Linked DNA regions of Homo sapiens: region 2 is linked to region 1. The links are chromatin contacts, found by Hi-C or POLR2A ChIA-PET in ENCODE. All regions are on one chromosome and are shown on one strand. Each heading gives the region's core, a stretch centred on a gene start or an enhancer-like site at or near the end of the contact. The rest is flanking DNA. Distances are from core to core; before and after follow the strand shown. Region 1 overlaps ZNF423 (zinc finger protein 423). Region 2 overlaps ZNF423 (zinc finger protein 423).

Region 1 (6,172 bases), core at 1,530-4,029:
ATGGCAGCATGGTAACCTTGCACACTGGCAGCAGTCTCTTAATAGAAGCACCATATATTTACATGTGTGCGTGTAAGTAAAAGATGAAATGTAAGGGAAACTGATTTTTTGGCATAGCATTGAATGCTGTTAACAACAGCTCCTTCCGTGCATGGCCCGCTTCTGATGGCTTTAGGCATTAGCCACCCATGTTTTGGAGGCTGTCTGGTTGGAATCATTTTAGTGAATAATATCAATTTTGTCTGACACGAGGTCTTGATTGCTATTTATAAAGCTGCACATTTGAAAACCCACCCCAGCTGTAACTAGCTAAGTAAAACAATAGCTTGGGTCCCAGCTCAAATTATCTGTGCATTTCATTGTCTTGATCCTGCCTGTCCACTCTCAGGATGCGGGCTTGGAAAAGAGAGCACACTTCATTAGCATTCCTTGGCTAGTTGCTCGTGGATGTTCCCTCTTGCATGTGCTGTTTCTCAGGGTTCAGAGAAACCCATTCTGTGAGGCTTTGGGGAGGAGGAAGACCATGGTTACATAGTCAAGGGGGTAGATTGCACCATGTAGAGCACCACGTAGAGCAGGACTGTTTGAGTTGTGGCATCGACCCCCACTCGGTTGGTTGGGCCACTGTTCTAGCAGATGACAGCCCTGACATTATTATGGGGGCAGTTACCCTGTGCCGGCACAGTGCCCAATGCTGCACAGACGTTATCCCATTTAATCCTCCCAGCAGCCCTATGGCTTAGGTACCGTTATTTTCTCCATTTTTGAAGTGGGAAAACAGAAACCCAGAGGTTAGATCATTTGCTCAGGTCATATACAGCTAGTAAGAGGCAGAGCTGAGATTTGAAGGTGGGCTGTGCCTTGCGCTAGAACTCAGGTTCTGACCACAAGCCAGCCTGCTTGCTCCACTCGCAAGGTGGCTGCCTGCGTGTTGTACATGCCTTCCATGTGGTGGGTTGGGGTCACTGCCCTCCAGCCTGAGTTGCTAGGGTTCTGGATAGCATCCTTTGTACCCCGGTCAACAGTGGTTTTCAAAGCAACCTTGGAGACAGACAACCCTGGGTTTGAGCCCAAACTCTTCGTGGCTCTCACTACCTGTAAGACCTCAGACACCCCTCTGAGAGTCCGTTGAGGAAGACGAAACCCAGTGATGGCTGCAAAGCCCCAGCACAGTGCCTGGCTCAGTGTGCACCCACGTGGTGCCAGCAAGAACATCGACAGTGCAGAGAGAACTGGGTGGTTCATGGTGGCTTCAGCCTGCACATATGCAGAGCTAGAAAGGCCATTAAATCTGAAAAATACTGTGTATGCACATTTTTGGCTTAAACAAAGTTCCATTTACAAAGTCCATAACCCAGCTTTAATATTATTACATGCCCCAGACTGGGATTAATTCCAGGACAAGAGTGTTGTTATGCTGTGTAGTGTTTCTCCCATATTCTCCTAGTGCATGGCCTCTACCAGCCTGGGCTTATGTCCTGGGGTGTGGGATGGTGGGGACACCCTATCTCTGCCCAGCTTGGTTCTGTGGGGTCCTGGGTGGAATGGGGGGGAGGCTGGTTGCCTTCTGATGTTGTCAGCTCATGAGTTGCAGTGCTCAGACGTGCTGTCATTGGGAGAGTTGACCTCAGCGTGTCCTGAGGTCTATCTGTGGGTCAGGTCTCAGCAGGGTCATGAGCACTCACCACTTTGCTGATCTCTGAGAGCAACCTTATTGGTTTCTTGAGGCAGTGCTGAGATTGATTAGTGATGTCTGCCAGGGGCACAGGGCTGGGGAAACCATAACTGATCCAGCACTTAACTTGCTTGCTATTCCTGTTTTATTCCGATCATTTTACATCTCTGTGAAACCAATAAAGGCCTCTTTGTAGGCTTTGCCCCCTCTCCCCTGGTGATGGGTATTATAATAAGGACCCCCACAAATGTTCCTTCTTCCTCGCCCTGTGCCTTACCTGATCTATTTGTACAGCCTTCAAACTCACAGGCCCATCTCTGTTCTCTCTTTCAGTTGAAGAGGGGGAGGCCTCAGACTTCTCGCTGGCCTGGGATTCCTCCGTGACAGCAGCAGGTAAATGCCCGGGGGCTGGTGGAAGAGTTGCAGGGGGTCCTGGGGGCTGGCCCAGGAACTCAGAAAGCCACCCAGCTGGTTATGGAAATGATATTCTTCGTGTCACATTCCTGCCTCCAATCCAGACTACCCCATGCAACACGATTTTTATATCAGTTCCATATGGTCAATAAAATCTATTACATACGGAGACTAATATTCCCTTATTCTCCCGAGGGCCACATTTCCTTCTTGTGGCTACAGTTCAGATGGGCAGTGATTTTCCCACTGCACAAGCCTTGAAGCTCCCTGCTATGGGCGTCACTGCACATTCATTCCAATCTAATTGCATAAAAGCCACTTTAATAGGACTTTTAAACTCCAGTCTACATCAGAATTCCTCTTTCCCTCCCTGGAAGGGGCTGCTCTGCATTCTCAGGGCTGGCAGAGCTGAGCTCATGCCTCCAGGGAGAGGTAATAGAGGGAGCTCAGACTCGTGGGGTGTCGGGGGTGACGTGACAGTCAGGATCCCCGCATAAGCTCTTTCCTGTACCTCTGTTTCTTAGCTGTAAAAAGAGGTGGATGAGTAAAGTTTTTCTGACTGTGAAGTTTTGTAGCTTGGAGCCTTCCCATGAGTACTGAGATTAGAACTGGCTTTGAGAGGTCTTTGGGAGCTCCTGAATGAGGGCCCAGGCTCTCCTGTTTGCTCCTCATGCAGCCAGGGCCTCTCTTGGCAGTGATGCCCCTGGCTCCCTGTCCGGCAGGCGCCGGGATCCCCTTCCTTGTCCTCCTCCCCTGCCTTGGGCCAGGCCTGCCCTGGGATCCTGACCAGCTTTTTCTGGATTTGTGGGGGAGCTGGAGCTGCTTCAGTCTTGCAGAATCCTAAGGCCTGAGGAGGCCTATGAGGGAACATTCAGTCCAAGCTTCTCCTCTTTTAGTTGTGGAAACTGAAGCAGGAAGAGAGATTTGCTCTGGGTCAGTATTTCAGAAACGCGGTTAGGCATCAGGTATATAAACATTTAATGTTTTCATGGTTATGTGTCTAATGTGTGGTATTATAGACATTTGTGACTTACGATGATGCTAAATTCATTTAAGTGAAAAAACTGAGTTGACAAGAAAGTGTTAATAGTACAGAATACGGAGACTCAGCGGGAAGCTTGAAGATGGTTCAATGAAATTTGGGAAAGGAGACTAAGCCCTTGAACCCAAGCCTGTGGCCCCTGGTTCCGTGTCCTTTCCAGCAGGAGCTAATGCTGCCTGCAGAGTCTCCAGGGTCCTGGTTGACCCAGGCTTGGGCACTGTTGTGGCTGCAGGTGCCCTGGCCCTTGGTGACAGGGGCTTCCTCCATAGAGAGGGGCCTTGTCTGAAGCCAACGTGGTAAGTGGTGCTCAAATTCTAGGGAGGAGGGTCCAGGACTAGGACAGGCCTTGGGGTCAGCACTGGGCAGATAGGAGGCTGGGGGAAGGGGCTGTGTAGCCCCCCGTGTGTCTCCTTCTGTGCGGGGAGTGCGTTCCCCATGGTTGGCGGAAACAGCAAGGCCATAAGGCGCCGTGTCTCAGACATGTAGTCCTCCTGAGAGACGAGGGGTGCAGGGGCTCAGGCTTGCTGCCCGCTCTAGAGAGGATCCCACTGTAGGAACCCCTGAACTAGGAAAGCACTCAGCCCAGTGTTGTCTACAGAAGGTCCTCCTTCCCAGCTGCTTTCCCGGTGGGGCTGGAGGTGATGCAGACAGATGGGAACAGCAGTGGCGTGCAAGGAGGGTGCTGGCAGTGATTGCTATAGACAGACAGCCCTGGGCAGGGGGGGTGTCAAGCACCCCAGCTGCATCCCCTAGGCAGTGAGGTGTCTCCCAGCTTGCAGAAGGCAAGGGTGGTGTTGGTGCTAGGGAACTGGGTTCTGTAGTTCTGTAATTCCATAGTTGGGCAGCCAGTCTTAGGGCCTCTCTGGGGTGCCTGGGAGTAGTGGGAGCTGTGGGATTTGCCAGTTTCCAGGCAAGAGCTGAGCATGCCTCGTGCATGTAGGAGGATGCACACTCCTTGTGACTCCATGGCCGTGGCTCGCCACGGTGCCAGTTTCGGATTCTCTGCTCAGCTATGGGGAGAGGGAGGGCAGAGCATCCCTGGCAGTGGATAATCCACAGCCAGACAGCCAGGCCAGGAATTGTTTTGTTTTCTTTGGCTCATTTTTGCTGGTGTTTTTTCTTTTTTTTTCTTTTTTTTAATAGTTTGTGCTGTGCATGTGTAAATTTTCCTTCCCAGTTCTATTGGAATTGGGCTATTAAAGTCAGCTTTTATTCCCTGAGCACTGGGCGTGTGAGACGGCTCCAAGCCTGGGTGGCAGGCGGAAGTCAGTGTGGGAGGTAGCCCTGGACGTGGGCGATGTCACATTTATTGAGCACTTACTTAGTGCATGCCAGGCACTGAGTGAAGACTCTACCTGCAGCATCTCGCTGAGCCATCGTGACAGCTCTGTGAGGTGGGTGCCACTTCCAGCAGCAGCTCCATAATTTCTCTGTGGGCTTGGTTTAGGGACAGCCATCTGGTTGACACCAGGGCCAAAGGCCTGGTGAAAGCTGCTTTTGTCTAATACTTTTCATTAAACTGAGAAAATGTCACTTGGCCACATCAGAGAATGGCAGCAGATGCCAAAGAAGATTATGGGGGAGCAAAACCTCCCAGGCCATCCTTGGCACTGCTACTGAGAATCCCCATCCTCATTTGACAGATGAGGGAAAGAGCTTGGAGCTGTACAGTAGTGAATCCACGGTCCCCAGTCGGCAAGCTGTGGATCAGGGACTCGAACCCAAGTCCTCCAGAAGCCAGAGCCTGTGGTTTCACCTCTGCACCACTTGGCATCGGGAGGTGGAGAGCTGAGCAGGACCTGAAGGCAGGGCATTATGGGGACTTCTGGAAGGTCCCTGGCAAGACAGGCCTGGTGGCTGCAGGGCATAGGTGGTCCTGCTCACAGGCCCCCAATGTCCCTGGGCTGAGGGCAGTTTACCAGGAGGAAGGGAGAGCTGTAAGGCATGGAGCAGCCCCTCTTCTTGGGGGGCCCTCTTGGCCCAGAGCGCAAGCTTTTCATGCGCCTTCCTCTCCCCTGCTTTTCCCAGCCTTGGGTGTGTGATGGAGAACTGCAATAAAGAAGCAGAATGCGCAGTTTGTGTCTTCACTCACCCCTGGCCTCCCCTGGCCACCCTGCCAGTGGGGACCCTGTGGCCCTCCGCCCCCAGAAACAACCAGGCTTGCTCCTTCCGTGCCCTCGAGCGGGGGCCCTGACAGTGATGGAGAGCCTGGCCTTGCCTGGCAGGGAAAGGAGCGAAATGATCAGCTCATGGCAATATCCTGCAGTCCGGAGGCGGGGGCGTGGGGAGCGGAGTGCGCAGGCCCACTCATGCCACTTGCTGGTGAATGGGGCTGCTAATGGTGAGCCCAGGGGAAGGAGCACTTCATCTGGAGTCAAGATGTGGGGGTGCCTTGGAGGTGTGGAGCTGGAGGAGTTCTTAACCTGTTTTGAGTCACAGGTGCCTTTGGGCATCCAGTGGAACTGTGTGGATTCTCTTTCGGACACACACAGGGTTTCATGTGTGACTTCAGGGGAGTTCGTGGGTCATTCTTCTTCTCCTGCCAACCCCAACTTCTCCTGCCTTGCCAGGCCATAGGTGTGAACTCCTTACAAATGTGAAAGTCCTTTGCAAATGGGAAAACCTTGCCAGGGTCACAAACTCAAAGGCCCACCCAAGGCAGGCTAGTGGCCCAGGTGGGCTGATACGTGAGGGGGCCGTGGTGGATGGTGACACAGACCTTGCAAAGGGGATGGCTGGCCCTCAGCTCCTGCTGGCTGGGCCATGAATTGCCAGAATTCTGGCTGGGTCCAGAGTTGCCAGATCTTCAGAGGTTTTAAAAGAAAAGCCAGAAAGCTGGATTTTCATAAGAAATCTTTAGATTCTTAAAAAAATAAAAACAAACAAACCCAGCTTATATCTTTTTAAAAACAGCTTTATTGAGATATAATTCACATATCATACAATTCACCCATTTAAAGTGAATTTTGGTATATTTAGAGATATGTGTGACCATTACTACAGTCAACTTAGAACATTTTCATGTCCTTAAAAGGAAACTC
Region 2 (6,172 bases), core at 2,654-5,153, 44 kb before region 1:
TTGCACACTGAGCTGCCCCCATCCCCCAGACATCAAACCAGGCCAGTGAGGAAACAGTTGCTCCAATGTGTCCCGGCGTCCACAGTCCACTTTGAATTGGGAATCTGAGTGGGCTTTATTCTGAATTTCCTGTATCTGTTGGCTCAAAATACCTATTGCTCAGGCTCTCCCAGGGGAATGTAGAGGCCTGTCCTGGGTTCCCAGGGTCTGAGCTCATTTTCCTACTGGGACGTGTTGGACAAGGTTGGGCCTGGTCCCAGACCTCTCTTTGTATCCTGTCCTGCCTTCTTACTAGTAGGAGAGTTCCAAGCCTGCTCTTGTGGAGAGAGGTTCAGTGGGGGAGAAGGAGCATCAGGAGGGGATAAGGGCATTCATGGGGAGTATTTACTGAGGTTATTGTGCGTCCAGGGCTCTCTGAGGGCTTCCTGCACGTGTTCTCATGAATCCCCTCTGCAGCCCTGTGAGGTTGGTACCATTATGTTCGCCATCCTGTGGGTGAGGCAGCTTTGAAGGTCAGCCTGAGGTCCAAGGTCACATGTCACAGTGAGGCTGCCCCATGCCTGGTGCCTGCCTGAGTAACTGCCAGGGTCACTGTCTACACACCTGGTGAGCCAGCACCATGCCGGAATCTTCTCCCAGAGCTCCTGGAGGCAGACTGTAAACTCTGAGGCTGACAACACCTTGATCCCCCGAGACCCAGCTGGTGACTAAGTCCCCCTTCCCTCCATGCCAACCCCCTCCCCCACTGGGCCTGCTCCTGAGGCTCACTTGGGAGAGAAGCAGCTTGGACAGGTTGGAGGTGGAGGATGTCCCAGGCCAAGTCCTGGGACATTTGAGACAGGTGGTGGGCAGGGCTGTACTTGCTTCCTGATTTTTTGGGAACTGCACACCCAGCAAGGTTCAAGGCCTGGCACAACTAGGCCAGCACCTCTGTTCTGCTAGGTGCGAAGTTGGAGGTGTTTGCTGCATTTAAGGTATTTAGGCTGGGGGGGTCCTCCTTTCTACTGTGTTTTCCCCACAAGGCCCCAGGAGTCCAGTTGGCTCAGCTAGGAATCTTAGCTGTGGTTGTCGGGGTAGGTGGCCTTGCTGAGGGATTCAAAACAGGGCCCTGTCCTCTGGGCCTCTCTCTGTCTCCACCCAAACTGCTCCTTGGGCCCAGGACCTGGCCTGGAAGCCTGCCTCTTCTTCCCATCAGCATTTTCCCCGGGGCTTAAGTTGGAACCTGTGGGTGTGTGCCCCTCCTGGGCCCCGTTTTCCCGGCTGCCTGTCAACTGGCACCAACACCCGGGAGCAGCAGCTCCTCTTCCCCTCCCTGCTGAAACCTTACTCCCAGGCACCGGACCCTCTGCATCCTCTGCCCCCCCACCACCTCCTATGCAGGCTTCCTGGAACCTGGGGACCCTGGAGGTTTCTGGACCATATCGAGTTGCTTGGGTGGTTGCGTCCCTTTTTTTTGGGCCATGCCGGGTGGGGGAGCTGGGAGAGAAGCTGATGATTGGGTCAGGCCCAGCCAGGGGTGGAGGCTGCCCACTGGCCCGCATCTCCCCGGAGCAGACTGTGGGCCCCCAGCCCTGTCTCTGAGGGGTCTGTGGCCTGGCTTCCCTTCCTGGCTAGGGGGCGTCGCTGTTTGCCATTTCCTGCCTTCCTCCCTTTTATTTTGCACCAGGTCCCCCAGGAACGCCTCTGCGGGGATGTGGGGCCCATGCTCACCCTTCTTCCCGGTGATGAGGCCTGACTTGGCCTGGCACCGCCACAGTCCTGCTGAGTCTGGGCCCAGGATGGGGTTGTCTGTATTCTTCTCTCCACCCTCCTCAGACCCCACCTCCCGGCTGGACAGCTGGGCTCAAGGCCAGGGCTGAGCCAGGGGGCCAGCACTGATTGAAAGTGCTCCTCACAGACCCCTTGGCTGGGGGCCCATGGGGTGTGGGGGCTCTGGAAGAGGCTGAGGGCCTCAGAGAAGAGGGAGCCCCCCAAGGCCAGGGGGTGGGAGAAAGTGAAGGACTGACTTTCTGGGGCAAGAGCCAAGGCTCAGCCACCCTGGTGTTAATCCGGAGGTGATTCTGAGACTCCCCCCAAGGCCTCAGCAGCCCCTCTGCCGCTCAGCCCTGGCCCCCCAAGGCGCACTGCACACATGGTTTTGCTTTTCCAGGCATCTTCCCCTGGTCCCCTCCCCCTGGGTGCCTTCTCAAGCTCCTTGGCCCCTCCCCCAGCCCTCCTGGGCCCCCTCCTTCCTCCTTGACCCACTTTAGTCCCCTGTTGCTGGGGGAGGGGAGCGCACAGCCGGCGGCTCTGATCCTGGCGCTCTCCCCCAGCATCCCCTGGGGCGGGCTCTGGATGGAGCCTGCAGGCTGAGCCGGCCCGGCCCCAGGGACTGGCACACAGCGTGCTCCGAGTGGCAGCCACCCTGCCCCCTCCGTGGACAGACAGTTCTGGACAGCTGCCCCTGCCCGGGCCCCTGGGAAGCCCTGCCAGGACCAGGCTCCGGTTTCCCCCAACCCCAGGGAGCAGTGGCTCCAGAGGTCCCTCCTACCACCGCCTCCTTGGCGAGCGTGCTTCCCAGAGGGGACGCAGGGCAGGGCCCAGCCCTGGCCTCCACCCATTCTTCCCCTAAATCTCTGCTGGAGAGGCTGGAGCCGGGGTCAAATCCTTTGTCTGCTGTTTATCTGTGTGACTTGGGGAACTCCACCAACCCTCTCTGGGCCTCATCTGTGCATTGAGGGACTTGGAGCAGATAGCTAACCTCCATCAAACACGCCTGTGTTCCCAGGACTGCTGACTACGTTTAGGGTCTCTTTGTATTGTCACAGCACTGTGTTCATGCTGTCTCAATCTGTATTTTCATGATGAGGCAACTGAGGCACCGAGAGAGGAAGTCACTTGTTTGAGGTTATATAGGCTGTATGTAGTGGAACTGCAGGGCCTTAAGCCCAGGCAAGCCTGATGAGATGATTTTTCTTCGCCCTAACATCCTCCAATTGATCCTGACCCTGGGGCTGTTAACTCTTCAGGGACAACCGCCCAGCCCACTGAGGACTTGGGATCTTCACTCTGTCCTGCTCGGGTGTTGGCTGGGTCCCCAAGCCTGCCGCCTGCCCTGTGACAGGCTGTGCGAAGCCAAGGCCACTGCCCGCCCCAGCTGGGAACTCGCTCCATCCTGAGTTCCAGTTCTGTGGTCCAGTGGCCTGACCGAGTACAGGAGCCAAGTGCAAGAGCCAGGATCCAGGAGCGGCCTGGAGTTTCCACCTGCCCTCCCTGCCCTCCCTGCCCACCCAGCCCTGCTGCCCCCCTGCACATGCTCCCCTCCTCCCTTCCCACGAAATCCCTGAAAAACAAGTATAACATATACAGTGGGAAGGTCCTGAGGGGGCTGTTGAAATTTGGGAACCAGTGCTTCCCTAATCTCTGCATTTTCTGTCTTTTCCTTCTTAAGCCTTGACATCTGTCCGTCTTCTGGGAACCTTTTCATTTCACCATCATTGTCTTGCCGAATAAAGGAGGGGGTGGGAGGTGGGAGGGGGCTCTGGGAGCGAAGTCAGGACATCTTTTCTTATTTGCCTAATTTCCTCACTCGAATGTGTCTTGTGATTAAACATTTTCTTAGCGAGCTTGGTTAGGGCCAGGCTGAGTTTCTTTTCATAAACATTGGCAAGTGAATTTAACAGCCCTGTTTGTATTAGCTGGAGGTTTCATTTGCATAGTGATTGTTCTTAGGAAACAAAATAATCGCTTGCAGTTTATGAAACTGTATAAATACCGGGGTCTGGAGCTGGGCGCATGCGTAGGCCTTTGCTCTCGCACGTAAATCCATCCTGTTTGGGGAGGAAATTCAGGCTCCAGGAAGAGCCAAGTGCTGAGGGTTTTCTCTGCGGAGTGGTGTTCCCCTGGCTGGAGTCCTGGGCTCTGGGTGTTGCCTGCTGGGCGGAGCTTGTGAAAGCGGATAAACCTCCCCAAGCTTGTGCGTGGACCCCAGTTCCAATCAGGGTCCCATGAGGGGCCAGGCCTGGTAAGGCTGGGCGAGGAGGAGGGTTGCTCACCTGAGCGCCCACTCCTTTATGTTGCCCTTCCAACCTTTTAGATGAAGGCTGCGAACTGGAGGCTGGAGGCTGAGTGTTGCTCACAGATGTGTTTTGATTGGCTTGCGCTGTGTTTGAAAGAAAGAAATCAACATTGAGAGATTGGAGATGTCACAGAAAAAAATCGGAGTTCTTGCTTCTGTCTCCTAAGCAATGGGTAGATCTGGGACTTCAAGGTCCCCGTTTCAGGCTTGGCTACCATCCTGGGGCTGGGGGTGGTGACTGCTTCTGTAGGTGGGCATGTCTCTTCTGTCCATCACAGTCCAGACCTTGGCTGAAGTCACTCATTGATGTCCCTGCCTGGCCCCTGGGGAATTTAGGGTCCTGCTTGCAGTGGGTCCTCTCAGTTCACCATGTGCCCTGTAGGCTTGAAGTCAGCGATTCACCTGGCCCCTCGGGTGCTCTGTTCTGACCTGTCATAACTGCTCCTGCATCTTTTGGCTGTACCCTTCCCCCTCTTGCCCCACTCAGGACCTGCCTATTTGAGGAGCGCCTATTTGAGGAGCTCTTCCTGGGCCTTCTGGCTTTGCCCCAGTGGCTGTGAGTTCAAGCTCTCCTGATGTCCATATTGGCTGGGGGTGGAGATATGGACAGGGAGTCGCTTTGCGAGGTCACACCCTCATTCCCAGGAGCTTGTCTTTGCTCAGAACATTCCTGGCCTTTTCCTCAGCAGATCTCTCTGGGGCCTGCTACCCCAGAAGACAGGCATTTCATGAGCTCAGAATCTGTTTTTCAGACTCAGGCAGCATCGCCGCCCAGCTCGGTCAGCTGGCTTGGCCCGATTTTGGAATCTACTGGAGTTAAGTGGGCCCAGAATAATACCTGTCCATTAAGGGAATGGTTTGACAAAGCTTCAGGGCTGGAGTTGGATTTCTAGCTAAGGAATGATGCCTGCCCCACACCCCAGATGACCCAGCCTTGGTGGCCAGGGCCCTCGGATATTTGGTGCCTTTATGGAGCCTCCACTTTAGAGGAGGAAAAGTCAGAAGCAACAAAGAAAGCAGGTGAAACTGATGAATACTGGCATCTTCCTTTTTTTTTTTTTTTTGAGATAGTCTTGTTCTGTCACCCAGGCTGGAGTGCTTACTGCAACCTCTGCCTCCTTGGTTCAAGTGATTCTCCTGCCTCCGCCTCCCCAGTAGCTGGGACTAGAGGCACGCCCCACCATGCCTGGCTAATTTTTTTTGTACTTTTTTTTTTTAGTAGAGATGGGGTTTCGCCATGTTGGCCAGGCTGGTCTGGAACTCCTGACTTCAGATGATCTGCCCACCCTGGCCTACCAAAGTGCTGGGATTACAGGCGTGAGCCACCGTGCTCAGACTTTATCAATAATTTCTTCACTGTGCAGCGCTCTTCCCTGTAGTCTGGGTGTCCCAAGTGTCCCCTGGGAGAACAGCTCCTGTTGATCCCTTTGTGCTTCCAGGCCTTCATCATGGACTGCCTTGGGAAGTCACTGGGAGTTTCATGCCCTGTATGGTGGTCTCATGCTGTTCTCACAGCAGCTCCAGCTAATAGTTATATTAGTTCCGCTTTATAGGTGAGGAAACTGAGGCTCTGCGGCCCAAGGTCATACAGCTGCCCGAGGTCACAAACCTGGTAAATAATTGGAGATACTGGGATTTGATCTGCCCTCTTAACCCTGACCCTATATGATTTGTTTCTCCAATTATAAAATAGGGAAAATGAACCCATTTCCTAGGGTTCTTGAAGACAAAGATAAAATAAGTAAAGAGAGATTTACAAAGATAAAATGAATAAAGAAAGATTTCACTGTAGAACATGGACTCAGGCGCTTTGAGGTTTCTTTAACTCTTTATTTCTGGGTGGTGTCATTAAGCATAACGCTTTGTTCTCTTCTCCCCCTGCCTCAGTCTTCATGAGCTGTACTTTGACCATGTCACTGCTCTGGCTCTGGCCAGGTGTTCCCCCTCACACCCTGAGGTTGTGAAATTCCCCTGGGGAGAGGGTTGCATCTCTGATAGTTGGAGCTCCTCTTGGCAGGGAGCGGTGCAGAGAAACCTGCAGGGTCTTCTGGAAAGAGGAAGAGCAAGCAGTCAGGTCAGAAATTCAATTTTGGTGGAACTGGCTGGCTGACACAG

The links. A loop is a pair of places that touch in the nucleus more often than their neighbours do. ChIA-PET counts read pairs that join two places held with the same protein, here RNA polymerase II (POLR2A). Pooled maps may share reads with other maps.
Region 2: a map of ascending aorta shows a loop between it and region 1 (2.2-fold over the local background). The contact joins two enhancer-like sites. A Hi-C loop is called at or near these places in 10 of 168 maps with a recorded cell type or tissue (aorta, ascending aorta, body of pancreas and 5 more) and 7 of 50 pooled maps. POLR2A ChIA-PET finds 5 or more read pairs at or near these places in 5 of 52 experiments (H1, PC-9, WTC11 and 2 more).

Annotation. Positions count from the first base shown.
Region 1 is chr16:49,785,383-49,791,554 of GRCh38, reverse strand. ZNF423 (zinc finger protein 423) reads left to right here. Exons shown (of 8, transcript NM_001379286.1): 2 at 2,009-2,068. Among named protein-coding and RNA genes, the nearest start is that of ZNF423, 68 kb to the left of the region's middle. Within about 2 kb of position 2,779, at least 8 of the 41 ENCODE cell types and tissues checked have a DNase peak (open chromatin) inside an H3K27ac peak, as active enhancers do; they include ascending aorta and heart right ventricle, where a contact is called at or near this core.
Region 2 is chr16:49,830,931-49,837,102 of GRCh38, reverse strand. All of the region lies in intron 1 of ZNF423 (zinc finger protein 423), which reads left to right. Among named protein-coding and RNA genes, the nearest start is that of ZNF423, 22 kb to the left of the region's middle. RefSeq lists enhancers at 310-1,139, 1,140-1,970. Within about 2 kb of position 3,903, at least 23 of the 41 ENCODE cell types and tissues checked have a DNase peak (open chromatin) inside an H3K27ac peak, as active enhancers do; they include ascending aorta and heart right ventricle, where a contact is called at or near this core.